2 separate regions of the Mus musculus genome follow, and region 2 is linked to region 1. A link is a loop called in an ENCODE intact Hi-C map of the cell type or tissue named here. Cell type or tissue: left cerebral cortex. All regions are shown on one strand. Each heading gives the region's core, and the rest is flanking DNA. Links, peaks and the distances in the headings are about the cores only.

Region 1 (7,325 bases), core at 2,446-4,945:
TTATGCATGGCTAAAAAAGTACTTTAAACGTTTTACTCTCATTTTCCCCACATAAAATATGGAATAGTTTCAAGTTTGGTCACAAGGCAGGGGTTAGGACACTACTCACCAGTGGGGTTCACATTCAGTGTCTGCTCATTTTCTATATCCATTTTTCCTTAATTTCGCTTGCACTGATTATACACAACTTACTAAATGCAAGTCTTCCTTGAGGATCTATTTAAAAAAAAAAAGAAATGAAAAAGGTTCAACGGCTTCTAAACTGACACAATTAAAGTCAACTTACTTGAATAAAATGAAAAAAAAAAAAAAGCCTAAGTCCCTTTTTAGGAATTTGCTATGCTTTCAAAGTTAATCAAATTAATACTTAGCTCCAAACTTCTCCAAGAGCTTTTCTGAGACAAAGAGAAGGAAGAAAAAGATTGAGATAAAAATGCATCAGATTTCAGCATGTGCCAATGAATCCCTTAAATGTAAGGTTTAAAGAAATGTTTGTAACACACATAGCTTTTAACTTAAACATACACACCAAATCTCTTAAGACTCCCCCCACCTGTGGGTGTGTGGGTGTGGGGGGGGGTGTGTCTGGATGTGTGTGTGTGTGTGTGTGTGTGTATGTGTGTGTGTGTGGTGTATGGTGTGTGTGTGGTTGGTGTGTGTGTGTGTGGTTGTAGTGTGTGTGTATGTGTGTGTGTGGTGTGTGTGTGGTGGTGTGTGTATGTGTGTGTGTGTATGTGTGTGTGTGGTGTGTGTGTGGTGTATGGTGTGTGTGTGGTTGTGGTGTGTGTGTGTTGTGTGTGTGGTGTATGGTGTGTGTGTGGTTGTGGTGTGTGTGTGTGTGTGTGTGTGTGTGTGGTGTGTGTGGTGTGGGGTGTGTGTGTGGCATGTTTGTGTGTGTGGTGTATGGTGTGTGTGTGGTGTATGGTGTGTGTATGTGTGTGTGGTGTGTGTGTGTGTGTGTGGTATGTGTGTATGTGGTGTGTGTGTGTGTGCATGGTGTGTGTGGTGTGTGTATGGTGTGTGTGTGTGTGTGGTGTGTGTGATGTGTGTGGTGTATGTGTGTGTATGCTCTCAAGTGCTTGCAAGCCACACTGTGTTTAGGTAGCTGTGCAGAGTAGAAGTAGGCACTAGATCCCCCAGAGCTGGACTCACAGGGAGCTGTGAGTTAACAAATGAGAATGCTGGGAACCAAACTCAGGTCCTCTGGAAGAACATTATGCACTCTTAACACATGTTCCTCTTTCCAGCCCACATTTAATACAGTCTTAAAGTTAACTTTACATCCACATACAGGGACATAAGTATTGGGTAACTCTCTAACAAAATCTAAAATTTACTCCAAAATAAAAACAGCAGTTTTGACTAATCAAGAATATTTCATGTACTGATCTTTTCTGACCGCAGCAGCAGCTGTAGGGTCATTACCCCGCCCACTACACTTTTTATGAGGCGCTGAAACAGGAAGACGTTTTTTAAGTAACCCTTTCTCTTATGTGATTTATATTCAGCATGTCGCTTCTATAATCTAAAATTTTCATTTAAAAAAACACTCAACCTACTTTAAGAACAAATAAAAGGCAGACGTGGTAAAACCACATCTGTAATCCAGCACTAGAGGCAGCACAAGCAAGGATCGGCAGGAGTTTAACACCTCCACAAGCGGCCCTTGTGTGCTGTGGTGGAGAGCAGACAGGTGATAGAACTTAGATGACACGCGTAAGACCCTTTAGCTCTATATCGTTTTTCTCTAAAAGGATATTAACTTGTGAAACAAGAATAGCACCTGATGTTGAATTCATGTCGTAACTGTTAGGCTACATCAAGATGTTATCATCCTGCCCAAGAGAACATGGTAAAAAGCATTCTCTAATTCTACTCAGAATTAACTAACATGCAAGTCTACATGGCTGCTTACTTCATTTTAAACAACTTAGGATCTAGAAAAATGAATTTTAAAATAGATACACAGAGAGTCATACAAATATAAGACCAAGTGTAGTTTGGAAATGGAAATTTTTGCTACCTTCCATGGCTGAAAAGGCCATGTCCTGCTTTCCTTCAGTGTGTGCATGAATTACATGCTAGAGAAAGTCTGTCAGCTCTGATGTGATTTGAATTTAACACTGTGAAGTGTGATTTTCATTCTAGATGCAAGTATAGTCTCTGAGGAAATATTTTCTGCAGCATCTGTCTAATAATGGGGGAAATATAAGTAGTGCTTATCAAGCCCTTTGACATTCACAGTGAACTAATTGTGTAAGCATTATTTCATGAGCTTCACGTATTCCCTTTGCACACAACTCAAGAGGTTTAGAAGGAAAGGATGTTCTCTGCAAGGTTGTTCACACTGGGTGAACGACCACGAGAACCCAGACGCTGTACATTCAGTACATGAGCTTAGAGTGCCTTACAAGGAAGTCCTTCTTAGGGTTAACAAAAAGCAGCTTTTAACAACGTGGACTTGTACACCAACTGTTAAAACTGCTTTCCAATCACTAAAGATATGATACTGAAAACAGCTATCAGGAAATAACTATCACATGATATGATGTTTTATTAATTATAACAACCAAAAAATAGTTCTATCTCCAGACCATAACAACTGGATCAAGCAGTCAAGACGCAGACACACCCATAGCTTCACAGCTGTTCTAAAGGACAGTATGTGACACTCTCTTCAGTGGGCTTTTTTTTTTCTTTTAATTTAACGATCCTTAAAATACTTACCTCAACCTTAGGCAAAACAACAGCAACAACAACAACAAAAAAATCTAAATTCCATTTGCTCCACACTAATCTATACAAAATCATTTCCCATGGGGTAAGGGGAAGCTATGTATACAGCTAAAAACGATTAAGCTGAAATTAACTGTTATCCAGTGCATTTCCTAAATGCCCGATAAATTACTTTGACATTTTGGAAGTCAAGTTTAGACCACATGTTAACTAGAAAATGACCTTAATTCTTCCCTGGGATGCAGTCACATTAATTAGCAACTTGCATTCTGCTAAGAGCACTCTACAACAATAACGCAAAAGCAACCACTACTGAGAGCAACCATGTACATTTATTTTTGCAGCCGTAACAAGTATTTTATTTTCCTCTACTCTTACCACGAGATAGATATAGATATATAGATAGATATCGCACGCATATTATGGATATAAATACGAGCACGAATATATATGCTAGGGCCTTCCCCTAAAATTTCAAACTCTTAAATCAAGAGTATTACAGCTGTGAAGCTATCAAAATGTCTTAAACGCAGCTCGTAGGCCTCACACCCACCCCTCACCCAGGCCCGGAGCCGCATTTTGAATCATTCATAGCAGGTAGTCGACTACAGAGGCTGGTTTACAGAGCCAGTTCCCAAGGAGGGGCTCGGGGAAGATAGGCGAGACCTACATCTGCAGTTCTGAGGCTGTTCAGGGAAAGCAAAAACAAAAAACCAAAACCAAAAACCAAAAAGCACGCCCTCTACGTACATTACAGTAGCGGACAGCCACGGGCAGCAGACACAGCATGCGTTCACAGAGAGGGGGCTCCCTTCTCGGCTTTGTTTTCTCTAGGTTGTATTGTACTTTTTTTAAGGGACCCTGTACAGGAGACTGCAAGGAGGAGTTGGCACAGGGCCGGGAGGGCAGCTGTCCCCGCCCCGTGCCCGCACCGACCGACGCCTGTCCCGCAGGACCCCAACCCTCCGGCAGCGGGCAGGGCCGGCCGAGGCGGACCAGGCCTCGGTTCGGGGCACCGACCCCTCACCGGATCTCCGTCCGGACGACACCCCTCTCCTACCGTCCCGTCCCCCGCGTCCAACTGCGTCGGACCGGGCGCCCGGAGGCTCCTCTCACCGCGAGCGCACGCAGCCACGCACGCCCGGCCGCCGGGGATGGGGCTGCGGAGGAGGGGGCGGGCCCGTGCTGCAGCTCCCCGGCCCGACCGACCCGGCCTCGGAGAGCGAGCACCGGCAGCTCCCCGCAGCCCCGGGCGTTGGGCGAGCGCCGGTGGCCGGAGGGCTCCAGGGCCAGCGTGGACAGGGACCGAGCGTCCCGACCCCCGCGGCGAGGCCTCCACGCCCCCTCCCCCTCCCAACGTGCGGCAGCCTCCGCCGACCCGGGCCTAAGGGACGAGGACGCCGCCCGCCCGAGCGTGCGAGCCGCGCCCACAGTACTGACCCCCTCGGGCCGCCGCCGCTCGCCCGGGTCTCCGGTCCGCCGGGCCCCGACCCCGTTCCTCAGCCTCCGCCGCCGCTGCCTCGGAGCGCCTCTGGCCCCGCTCGCTCTGTTTGTTTTTGTTTTGTTCTACCCAGTAACACGGGGGCGACGGCGTGGCGTCTATTGGCCGAGAGGAGGACGTCCCGCAGCCAATCGTGGCGGCCGAGCTGCAGCCGAGGCGGCGAGGCAGAGCTAGGGGAAGTGAGACGTGGAAATAGGGGCGGGGCTCAGGGGGGCGGGGCGCCGTCGGCGCATGCGCGCTGGGCTTGGGACCCGCTCGGCCACCAGCCAGAGTGGGGGTTAAGTGCAGAGGGCCGGGTTGTGAAAGCGGGCGGAGGGCTGTGCCGGGCTGGGGGCTGGGGGCTGGGGCGCGGCTCGTGGACCAGACCGGCCAGTCCTCTCTACAGGGCGTCTCAGCCCAATTCTAGGGCGGTTGTGGATTTCCTGAGGTCCCCACTATTTCTGGGCGTCTGGGAGAATCTGCAACCACTACTTAACTTCTGCCCGCTGGTCCTTGCTCTCGCGTGGCTCCTGCCGTGTGTCCACGTGCTCAGGAAGTTTCTCGCAGGAAAAGCCTAACCCCTTTGAGATAAAAATCGCTCCCTTTTCCCAGATAAAGAGATACAAAAACTGAAGTCCCTTTGCTAACCAGCCAGGCCACTATGGTGCTTGCATTCTTTCCAAAGCTGGGTTTCTCAACCATGGCTATGGTTTGTGTATTGAATCAGCCCTCTCTAGCTGTCTTCTGTGACGTTTCCTTCTGGCTGCCATCTCTAGCCTTCATTTTGTCTCGGATGTTATCGCCTGAGATAATGTGCAGCACCGTATGTTCTTCCTGTGCACCTGGAAAGTGACTGACCTGCTTTCTCTGGCCATGTTTACCTTTAGTCTGAATGGCAATACCAGAATGTTTCCCTTGGTCTTTTCAGAACTGAACTGCTCGATAGCAACCACCATCCCCTAACGTGGGCCTTTCTACCCCGGCTCTTACTGCCTGGTGTTATCTAATGTTCTTCACACACACACACACACACACACACACACACACACACACACCTTCACAAGCTCCCCACTGCCTCCCTGGAGTGCCTGCTTCTCAGCAGACACCCTAGAGCCCACAGTGCGACTTATAGGCTTCAAGGCTATGTCTGCACACCCTAACCCCTGGATACCCGTCCTCCTGAACCCACTTGGACAGCTCACTGCTCCGCATCCTCCCTTGTGTCTTGCCAGGTCTTTTATCATATCATCTCGAAATGTCTCTCCTAGATGGCCTCTCTGCCTGGTACATCTTATCCAAGTCTCTCAGCCTCCCTCAGTCTTTATCAAGTCTCATGCCAGTATGATCCATTTTCTGAAACCTGATTCCGCGGAGCACCAGCCAGTCTGCAGGGACTGAGGACATTCTGCCCGGCATTGTTTCATCTGAGTCCCAGTCCTGGCTTGTCCCACAAGCCCCGTGTCTCACTCACCCTTAGTATGGTGAGCTTGAGAGGTGCTTTGTAGATATATTATACCCATGTAATAAGTACGCCTTGTGCGAGCTCACAGAGAATCCCAAAAGTCAGTAGTCATCACCGGCTCTTGCTCGGGACTTCCTCACATGGCCAGCATCTAAAGCGTCACTTGGCACATGCTACTACATCCAGGCTTTATAAGGCAACTATCCCAAAATCAGGAGATAAGAATAAACAACTCCCATTTTTAAAAGGGAATCTTGGACCTTTAAAAGAGTCTGTTTAGGAAATCTGCCCCCTGGGAAAATATTGTCTAATTGCTCCCTGGGGGGGAAAAAGGCCTAGTAGAGAATAAAACATTCAAATCCCTTCTGCTAACCATCTCCACCCTCACCCTGATACCTGAAATTCCCAAACACACCTTAGTATGTGGTTGACCAGTTTGGACAAAATAGGAATGATGTTCTTGTCCCAGCTGCTTAGTCTCTCTCTATAACAACCCCACTCTCTCCTCAAGACTTGTTTCTTTACCAGTAAAATTCAGAAGTACATGAATTTTTGTAGTACTTTAATAGGCATCCTGAAAAAAAAATGTAGGGGAGAAACTGTTTCATGGCCACGTCTTGGAAAGAACACCTTTCAACCAAGTTACATTTTCCTTTACTCCTAACTCTTTGGCAACTTTGGTGGCCAGCCTATGAAACTCAATGTCTCTCTATTTATTTAAACACAGAACTCTTTTTCTTCAAGATATCCTGGAATGTGTTGCAAGAAACCACTTTGGGACTATAGATGATGACAGACACTATCACCGACATTCCTTCCAGCCACACTGGATCCAGGAAACCTGTGCTGTTACAGCTAAATGTTCTAAAAGGATAAACATGAAAGAAATGCACTAGAAATAGGAAAGTAACCAGGTACCAAGAACTCTTGCAGAGCAAATCAATCTGCAGCTATTTATTGGCTGCCCAGTCTGTGAAAAGCACCTAACTAATCCAGCTGTGCTCTTGGCAAACTATAAAAGAAGTCATAATCTACTTCAAGGGTTCTCTGGGATTCGTTCAAGTCCTAACACCTTGAGAGGCTCTGCCAAGAACTTAGATAGCACCACAGGAGTCCTGGGAATGATGAACAAGAGACAACCAAATTTTCCTCTAGTGTCAAGGAAGGACTCACTCAATGGGGTATGGGCAAAATAAGAGTCGATCTCAATCGAGGATCTGTCTGTGGTTGCAAAGCTTTGATAATGAAGTTTCCCTCCATCCCACAGGCAAGAGTGACGCCAGATGCCAGGCACGGTCACACCTGTGATTCCAGCAGTTAGCAGAGAGAGGCAAGAGGACTTCCATGTGTCCCAAGGCCAGCCTGGACAACCGCATGAAGCCATCCACTAATCAGAAAAAGGACAGAGAGATGGTTGGTGTTACGTTTGGCACACGAGTAAATGGCCTAGAAATACAGAAATGGAAGTCAAACCGCCGAGGATCCTGCGGCGGTGACCTCGGGGCTCTGGACGAAGCCACATTTGAGATCTGACTCTTAAGCACTGTTCTCACCCTTGCAAGAAACTGAAAAACATCCGCCTTTCTGCAGTGAGAGTAGTAGTGCACTTCCTTCCAGAGAACTTGCAGATCCAACTGGCATCAGCAT
Region 2 (7,325 bases), core at 2,621-5,120, 300 kb after region 1:
GTTATCACAGAGAAAGCTTCAGTTGAGGAAATGCCTCCATGAGATCCAACTGTAAGGCATTTTCTCAAATAGTGATCAAGGGGGAAAGGCCCCTTGTGGGTGGGACCACCTCTGGGCTGGTAGTCATGGTACTATAAGAGCAGGCTGAGCAAGCCAGGGGAAGCAAGCCAGTAAGGTACGTCCCTCCATGGCCTCTGCATCAGCTCCTGCTTCCTGACCTGCTTGAGTTCCAGTCCTGACTTCCTTGGTGATGAACAGCAGTATGGAATTGTAAGCTGAATAAACCCTTTCCTCCCCAACTTGCTTCTTAGTCATGATGTTTGTGCAGGAATAGAAACCCTGACTAAGACAAAGAAATTGATCCTTTTGTTGTACTCTCTGCCAGAAATGCTACATAAGTAACTGTCATAGTATACTATTTTAGGGAACAATGATAAAAAAACTGTAGATTCACAAGGGTAGTTTTTCCTTGCTCTAATGTATCTTCAGTTTGTCTTTGTCAGATCTGAAGACTGGAGACAAGGACATACAGGGCAAACAATATTTGGGCAATCACAGAGGCAAAGATCAGCTCAAGAGGTATTTGCTTTCAAATCTTTTATTTTAGGCTCAAAATCATTAAACAAGTTGGGTTTTTTTTAGGTTTACTTATTTCATCTTCTGTGTATGTGTATCTTACCTGCATGTATGTATATGCATATCATGCATGTGTGTCTGGTGCCAGGAGGTCAGAAGCATTGATTGGATCCCCTCAAACAAGTTATGAATGGTTATGAACCACCATTGTGGGTGCTGGGAATCAAACTAGGTCCTCTGCAAGCGCTCTTAACTGCTGAGCTTCCTCCCCAGCCCATCACTATATATTTAAAAGACAACTTCACTGCCTAACTACTTCCCACTTTCTTCCCATTAATAACAACTTCCCATCTGTCTCACAGTGAACAGCACCAGGCAGGAAAAGTAGCATCAAGAAAGGAGCTTTATCTTAGTTAAAACATAGAAGAATTCTTACTTTCCTCTCAAAAGAAACTATGTTGCAAGCAAAGGGAAAGAACTACTGCTATCTGACTAAAACAAAAATACTTAACAGACCTCATAGACATGATTCTAGATAGCAATCACTATCTCCACAGATGACAACCACACAACTGAAATATTAAGGCATTTTTCAGCTTAGAAGTATAAGAAATATCATAAAACCTAGTTATTATTTCTTTTTCTCCATTTTTAGGATTTTCAGACTAGCAAACACCAGGAAGCTCCTATAATGAAATGCAGCAAAAGCCCAGTACAATGGAGATGCTTGTGCTGCGAGTTAGTCGGTTAGCACCCTCTGTAGCTCAAGCACAAGGAGAACAAACAGCAGGCTACTCTACTCTCACAAAGGGGGCAGCCCATGTACCAACAGCAGAAAGAGCCTAGCCTCCAACCGTCCTGCCACAGACTACATTCATCTTCAATTCCTCAACTCAAGAGTCCTCTCACTTTAGCCTCTTGAGTAGCTGGAACTAAGTAACCACTCCTGGATTTCCTTCGTTGTTTTCTTTCATATGTTATGTAAATAATGCCTTGTTCTCTAAAGGCCTTCTGTGAACACTGGCATTTTTTTCCCCTCGACTAAGTCTGCTCGCAGATCTCACCTATCCTGTACTGACAGTGCTAGATAAGGTCCCGATGAGGCCCCATCAGAATTCACTCCTGCTGGTACCAGAAACCCCAACCTCTATTCTCCAGGACCACCTAGCCCACTGTCTAGAGTACCTCATCTGGCTGGCCTAGCAAACTGCAACTAGGACACTGTAACAGTCAAACCACCAATGCCAGAACCTCTCAAGTCTAGCACTAACTTCATCCATCCTTCAAAATTCAGTGGCACGTGGTTTCCTCAGCAAAACGGAGACTTTAAACACCAAAAAAACCTTAACTAAGTACTGTTAATGGCAACAATCATGTGAGCTTTAATCTCAAATTTCCATATCCCTTCTCTTTACTCTTTCCAATGGCCTTCTGAGACAGGTAGTGTCTGTTCACGTCTCTCATAAAAACTCACACTCACAAAGAAATTGGCAAGGGAAAAAGACCACAATCTGCAAATAAGCCATCCTTCAAAGAAAGTAACAGTGATGGACTAAGAACAAAACAGGCGACACCCTCTCATGTAAAAGGTTCTGAAATGAAGACACATCATCAACATCCTACACACACACACACACACACACACACACACACACACACACACGCTAGGCAAACATTCCACTACTTAACTTACACCACTGGGCTCCAAAATGATTTATCCGTCTGAGTTACACAAAAATTTTATTTTTATAAAATAAGCAATTCATCGGTGCAGACACGAAACAGGTAATCCCATGGAGGAATATTAACATTCAAAGACAACTCCCGTCTCCCCTGGCCTGTCACGTCTATCGGTAGCAATTCTAAGTCTAACATGGTAAACCAAGAACACTTACTTACCGATGACATTATGTTTGGAGCTGAAGGGATCTACAATTGTTTGGTCTCGGTAACTTCGGAAGCCCTGGATGATCACCTATTAAAGAAGAGACAACCCTTGAGAACACAGAAAGCACTTCTAGGGCAACATTCTTTCCTTCTCCGTCTCTTGCTTCTCACGCAAGGCAAGACAGAAACGGTCCACTCGGCGGAGACCATTGCGATCGGGAGCAAGCAAGTTAAAGATTCGCTAAACCCCTTCCGACATGGCCTGCAACCCTTGCTGGTGCAGGGCTGCTCTGGGAGAAGCTCTCCAAACCCAGCGGCTTCGACCCCGAGCTCTGCACGACAGTAAAGGTCCAGACAGCAGGCAGGCGAGCGGGCGGGCGAGCGAGCTGGTCGCAGCTTGCCAGCCTGCGAGCCCAGTGAGAGGGCATCCTTCAGTCAAACCACTGGCCAGCCCCAATGAGTCCATTGAGAAAAAGAAATAAGATAATAAAAATTAAGTGAAAAGGGGATAGATAGGATCGCAACGCTCCGAGCCTGACCCGTCCAATAGAAAAACGTCGCCCAGCGCGTGTCCCGGGGGCTCGGCGCTCGCGCGCGGGAAGAGCATTTTGACAGAAGTAAACAACCGAGTGAGCAGGCGCGACGCGACCTGCTGCGAGGGTCCGCCCTGCTGGGGCAAAGCCTGAGGCAAGGCGGAGAGAGCCTGCAGCCCAGCCCGGGGCCTCGCGAAGGCGGTCCATGCACCGCCATGCCTGCCTGCAGAACGACGCGGCCTCCCAGCAGCTCGCAGCAGCCCGCGGCGCCCGAGGAAGCCGGGCCTCCGCCTGCAGCCCGCCGCGCCCGGTCCCGCTCGGCTCCGCTCGGCTCCACGCACCGCGCCCCGGGGGAAAGCGCCGACTGCAGCCCGGCGCTCGGCTCGTCAGGGCCCCGCTCCTCCCCGCCCCCCCAAGCCCAGGCCGGCCCTAACCCACCCGCGGCGCGCTCCGGGACACCCCGCCGCCTCTCACGGCCCTTACCTGCTTGATGTACATGGCTCCGCGCCCCTCGGCAGGGGGAAGGCGTCGCCTCAGCACCGCAGCAGCGCGGCCGCAGGCTCGGAAGACGAGCAAGACAGCCCCCTCCTCACAGCGCTCCGCTCGCTCCCGCTCGCTCCCCCTGTGGCCAAACAAAATGGCGGCGGCCGCGGAGGCGGGGCCCGCGCGTCGGGCGGAACCACGATGGAAGCGATGCGGATCGCAGGGGGAGTCTGGGCCGGTTCCACTCTGTCGCGTAGGAAAGGCCCCTCTCCCGCGGCCCTCTTAGACGGACCTGATCTGAGAAAAGGATTTTCTTATCCTCTTGTTTTGCTGAGAATCACTTGGGAGTCCGACTCGGAGGAGCCCCGCTCCAGAGGCCGGCAGGAACTACCTCCGGACGCACGGACTATGGTCGCGCCCGTGAGGGGCGGGGCCTGCTCGGCGCCAAAGCCTGGAGTGAGACGAGCGGAGCCAATCGCCGAGCGCGCCGGAGGTCACGTGGTCGCCGGGCCGCTTAAAAAGGACGTGGCCTGTCAGCCTAGCGCCCGACTTGAATGTAGGTCTCATTGTGACTGCCTGGGGTTCTGAGCTCAGAACCTCCGCGCTTCCATTATTCTCTTTATTAGCTCAGAGCGCCTCCTGCTGGTTCCGAGCCTCCTGACGGCTCTGAGAGAACTGGAGGACGCTAGGACATTTGAAGGGATTGATTTAGGGAGGTTGTCTTTAGTTTTCCAAGCCCCGATTTCACCTTGTAGCTAAGGATGACTTTAAACTCCTTATAGAAAGACCTGTACAATTGCCACAAATAAATTTCTTGAAATAGGTAAATTAAAAAAAAAAGAAAAAAGAAAAAAAAAAAAAAAAAGGAGCCGGGGTGGTGGTGCACGCCTTTAATCCCAGCACTCGGGAGGCAGAGGCAGGCGGATTTCTGAGTTCGAGGCCAGCCTGGTCTACAAAGTGAGTTCCAGGACAGCCAGGGCTACACAGAGAAACCCTGTCTCGAAAAGAAAGTAAGAGAGAGAAAGAAAAGAAATAGGTAGGTACTAGGGTCAGTCCCTAAATGTATAGGATTTTTTTTAGCCCTGGCTTTCCTAGAATTCGCTCTGTAGACCAGGCAGGCCTCAAACTCAGGATCTGCCTGCCTCTGCCTCCCCAGTGCTGGGATTAAAGGCTTATGCCATCACTGCCCGGCTAAATGTATACAATCAGTGTAGGGAGTAGAGTTCTGGGCAACTCTAAAATTGCCTACTGGGAAATAAACAAACAAACCTGGACGACCTAATAAGGTCCTGGTCACCATTCCTGCTTCCTGAGGCAGTTCTCACCCTCAACATGTCTACGAGGAAGGGCAAATCTTGTGCCCTACTGGGAATCCTTTATCTGAAACTCTGGCCAAATTCCACCCAAAGTTTGAGGGAAAAAAAAAAAAAAAAGAAAAAGTATTAAAAGAGAAAGAAAAGAAAGAAAGAAATTTAATTTAAAATTTCATTTTGGGAGTTAAGGACCTCTACCCCTGTCAGTTTGTGAGGGTTTGGGGTATATTATAAACAGAATTCTAAGCCTTCATTCAGTTCCTCAGGATGACGGCTGGGTTTGCAGTGCAGTTGGTAAAGCCCTAGTTTGTCATACAGGAGGTCTTAGACGCTTCCCCAGCACTGGGTAGCCTAGTGGCACACATCTGTGATCCCAGAACCCTGGGAAGGTGGATGCAAGATCAAAAGTTCAAATTCATCTACTGCTTAGTGGGTTTGAAGGAGACCCTATTTTTCAATAATAGTGAAGTCACCAGAACTTTTATGATGGTTTCCACTACAATGAGATTTTTACTTTCCTTCTTAGGCCTTTACACATTTTATGAACTTTATTCAGTTAGCTTGTATAATCATATAAATAGGGGAAAAAGGTTTTTTTTTTTAAATCTCTACAATATCAAATAAGTGATTTTAGACTATTGCCTTGTTTATATTTATTGTCTCTCTCCATGATAGTAAAATCTAAGAGATGAAGAATTTCATTTTGTTACTATTGCTCTCTTCAATTATTTTGCACAAAGTAACCAAATCTTATGAAGGGAAAATGCACAGAGGCCAAGTTCTTACCACAGTGCCTGGCTCTCCTGGCTTTTAACAGTTATCACAGATTACTAAGTATCAAGCGATATAAAATGAAAGTGAAATAGACGCCACAAAGAAATACTATTGAAGGGGGCTGGTGAGATGGCTCAATGGGTAAGAGCACCCGACTGCTTTTCCGAAGGTCAGAAGTTCAAATCCCAGCAACCACATGGTGGCTAACAACCACCCGTAATGAGATCCGATGCCCTCTTCTGGTGCCTGGTGCGTCTGAAGACAGCTACAGTGTACTTTACATATAATAAATAAATAAATAAATAAATAAATCTAAAAAAAAATACTATTGAAGCCGGGCGTGGTGGCGCAAGCCTTTAATCCTAGAACTCTGGAGGCAGAGGCAGGCAGATTTCTGAGTTCGAGGCCAGCCTGGTCTACAAAGTGAGTTCCAGGACAGCCAGGGCTACTGAGAAACCCTGTCTCAACACTCCCCCCCCCCACACCCCCCCCCCAAAAAAGAAAAGAAATACCATTGAGCAATAAAAAAGGATGCATTCTACAAACATGAATGAATTTCTTTTTTAAAATGCTAAGAGAAGGAAGCTGGCTACACAAGGGCTACAGAGCACATGACTGCATTCAACACCAGATAAGATGGTTGTAGGGTCTTTGAATCAAAAGGTTTAAGATAATTATACATGCCAGGCAGTGCTGGTGCATGCCTTTAACCCCAGCACTTGGGAGGCAGAGACAGGTGGATTTCTGAGTTTGAGGCCAGCCTGGTCTACAGAGTGAGTTCCAGGACAGCCAGGGCTGTACAGAGAAACCCTGTCTCGAAAAAACCTAAAAAATAAAATTAAAAAAAAAAAGAATTATACATAACATTGATAGCACTTCATAGTAGCTGAAAACTAAGGGTACAGGTAGTTTATATAGAAGGCACTCTCAGCCAGCAGAGTAATGGGGTCCAGGAGAATGAGACATTAAAGAGAGAAAAGCCAGGAACTTCAACCAAGGAGGTCCTCTGGGGTCAATCCTGGGGCACTCAGTGGAGATTGGGACAAGGTATATTGTCATATGGAAGCACAGGGCAACTTGGGAACGACCTTCAGGCCCTTGCCTTGCTTTTGAAGGTCAGCTGTGCTCGGCTGTGCAGCCTCCCTCTGCCTTAGAGAAAGAAAGAAGCAGAGAACTGAGTTGTATTGTTATAGCACAGAAAAGGTCAGCTTAGGAACTTTGAGAAGGTCATGAGACACTTGTCCCTCCGGAAGGGCGAGGCTAATTAACATTTCAACAACAGGACAGACCCTTTGCCCACCTACAGACAAGGGAAGTCCTTGTCACCTCATTCCCTAAAGACCAATCAGTTTAAAGGGTGCACTGTTCTGCCAATCATATTGTGCCTAGTTGCTGATGCTCTATTCTGCCCCTGGAAACCATATAAAAAAACTCGCTAAACAGGTCCTGGGGGCTGCCTCTCCTTTGGATCTGGGACAACCCCAGTGCACTGGAACAATAAATTCCTCTTGCTTTTTGCATCGATCCTGGCTCCACATGGTTCACTCAGGGGCTCCCCAGTAAGCTAAGGCTCCCTGGAGCACTTGAGGATGAAGTCTTCCAAATGTAAGGAGCTGTCTGCAGCTGGTTCTGCTAAGGACTTGGTTTGTAGGGGATGACTGGTTTTGTGTGTTTTCTTCTGTTTTACTTATGTAGCCAAGATAGCCTGGAACTTGCTGTGAAGCCCGGGTGTCCTGAAACTTGATCCTTTTGCCTCTAG

The links. A loop is a pair of places that touch in the nucleus more often than their neighbours do. Peaks named below come from ENCODE experiments on the same cell type or tissue, not always from the same donor. Only the 100,000 strongest peaks of a DNase experiment are listed, where the experiment ranks them.
Region 2: it touches region 1 in a loop (3-fold over the local background); 1 of 42 quality-filtered maps calls a loop at or near these places.

The regions. Positions count from the first base shown.
Region 1 is chr19:53,900,340-53,907,664 of GRCm38, reverse strand. Gm30990 reads left to right here and starts at 3,061. Exons shown (of 8, transcript XM_030251154.1): 1 at 3,061-3,082; 2 at 3,593-7,325. The coding sequence starts at 3,061. The coding sequence ends at 4,794. It overlaps Pdcd4 (programmed cell death 4), which reads right to left and starts at 4,314. Exons shown (of 12, transcript NM_001168491.1): 1 at 4,177-4,314; 2 at 110-216. The coding sequence starts at 152. In left cerebral cortex, for the core only: a CTCF peak has its summit at 3,538; DNase peaks (open chromatin) are centred at 3,488, 3,849, 4,350 and 4,734; H3K4me3 peaks cover 2,500 bases; H3K27ac peaks cover 2,233 bases.
Region 2 is chr19:53,596,709-53,604,033 of GRCm38, reverse strand. Smc3 (structural maintenance of chromosomes 3) reads right to left here and starts at 3,638. Exons shown (of 29, transcript NM_007790.3): 1 at 3,480-3,638; 2 at 2,476-2,551. The coding sequence starts at 3,494. In left cerebral cortex, for the core only: a CTCF peak has its summit at 4,132 (motif pointing left); DNase peaks (open chromatin) are centred at 2,701, 3,064 and 3,991; H3K4me3 peaks cover 1,392 bases; H3K27ac peaks cover 1,405 bases.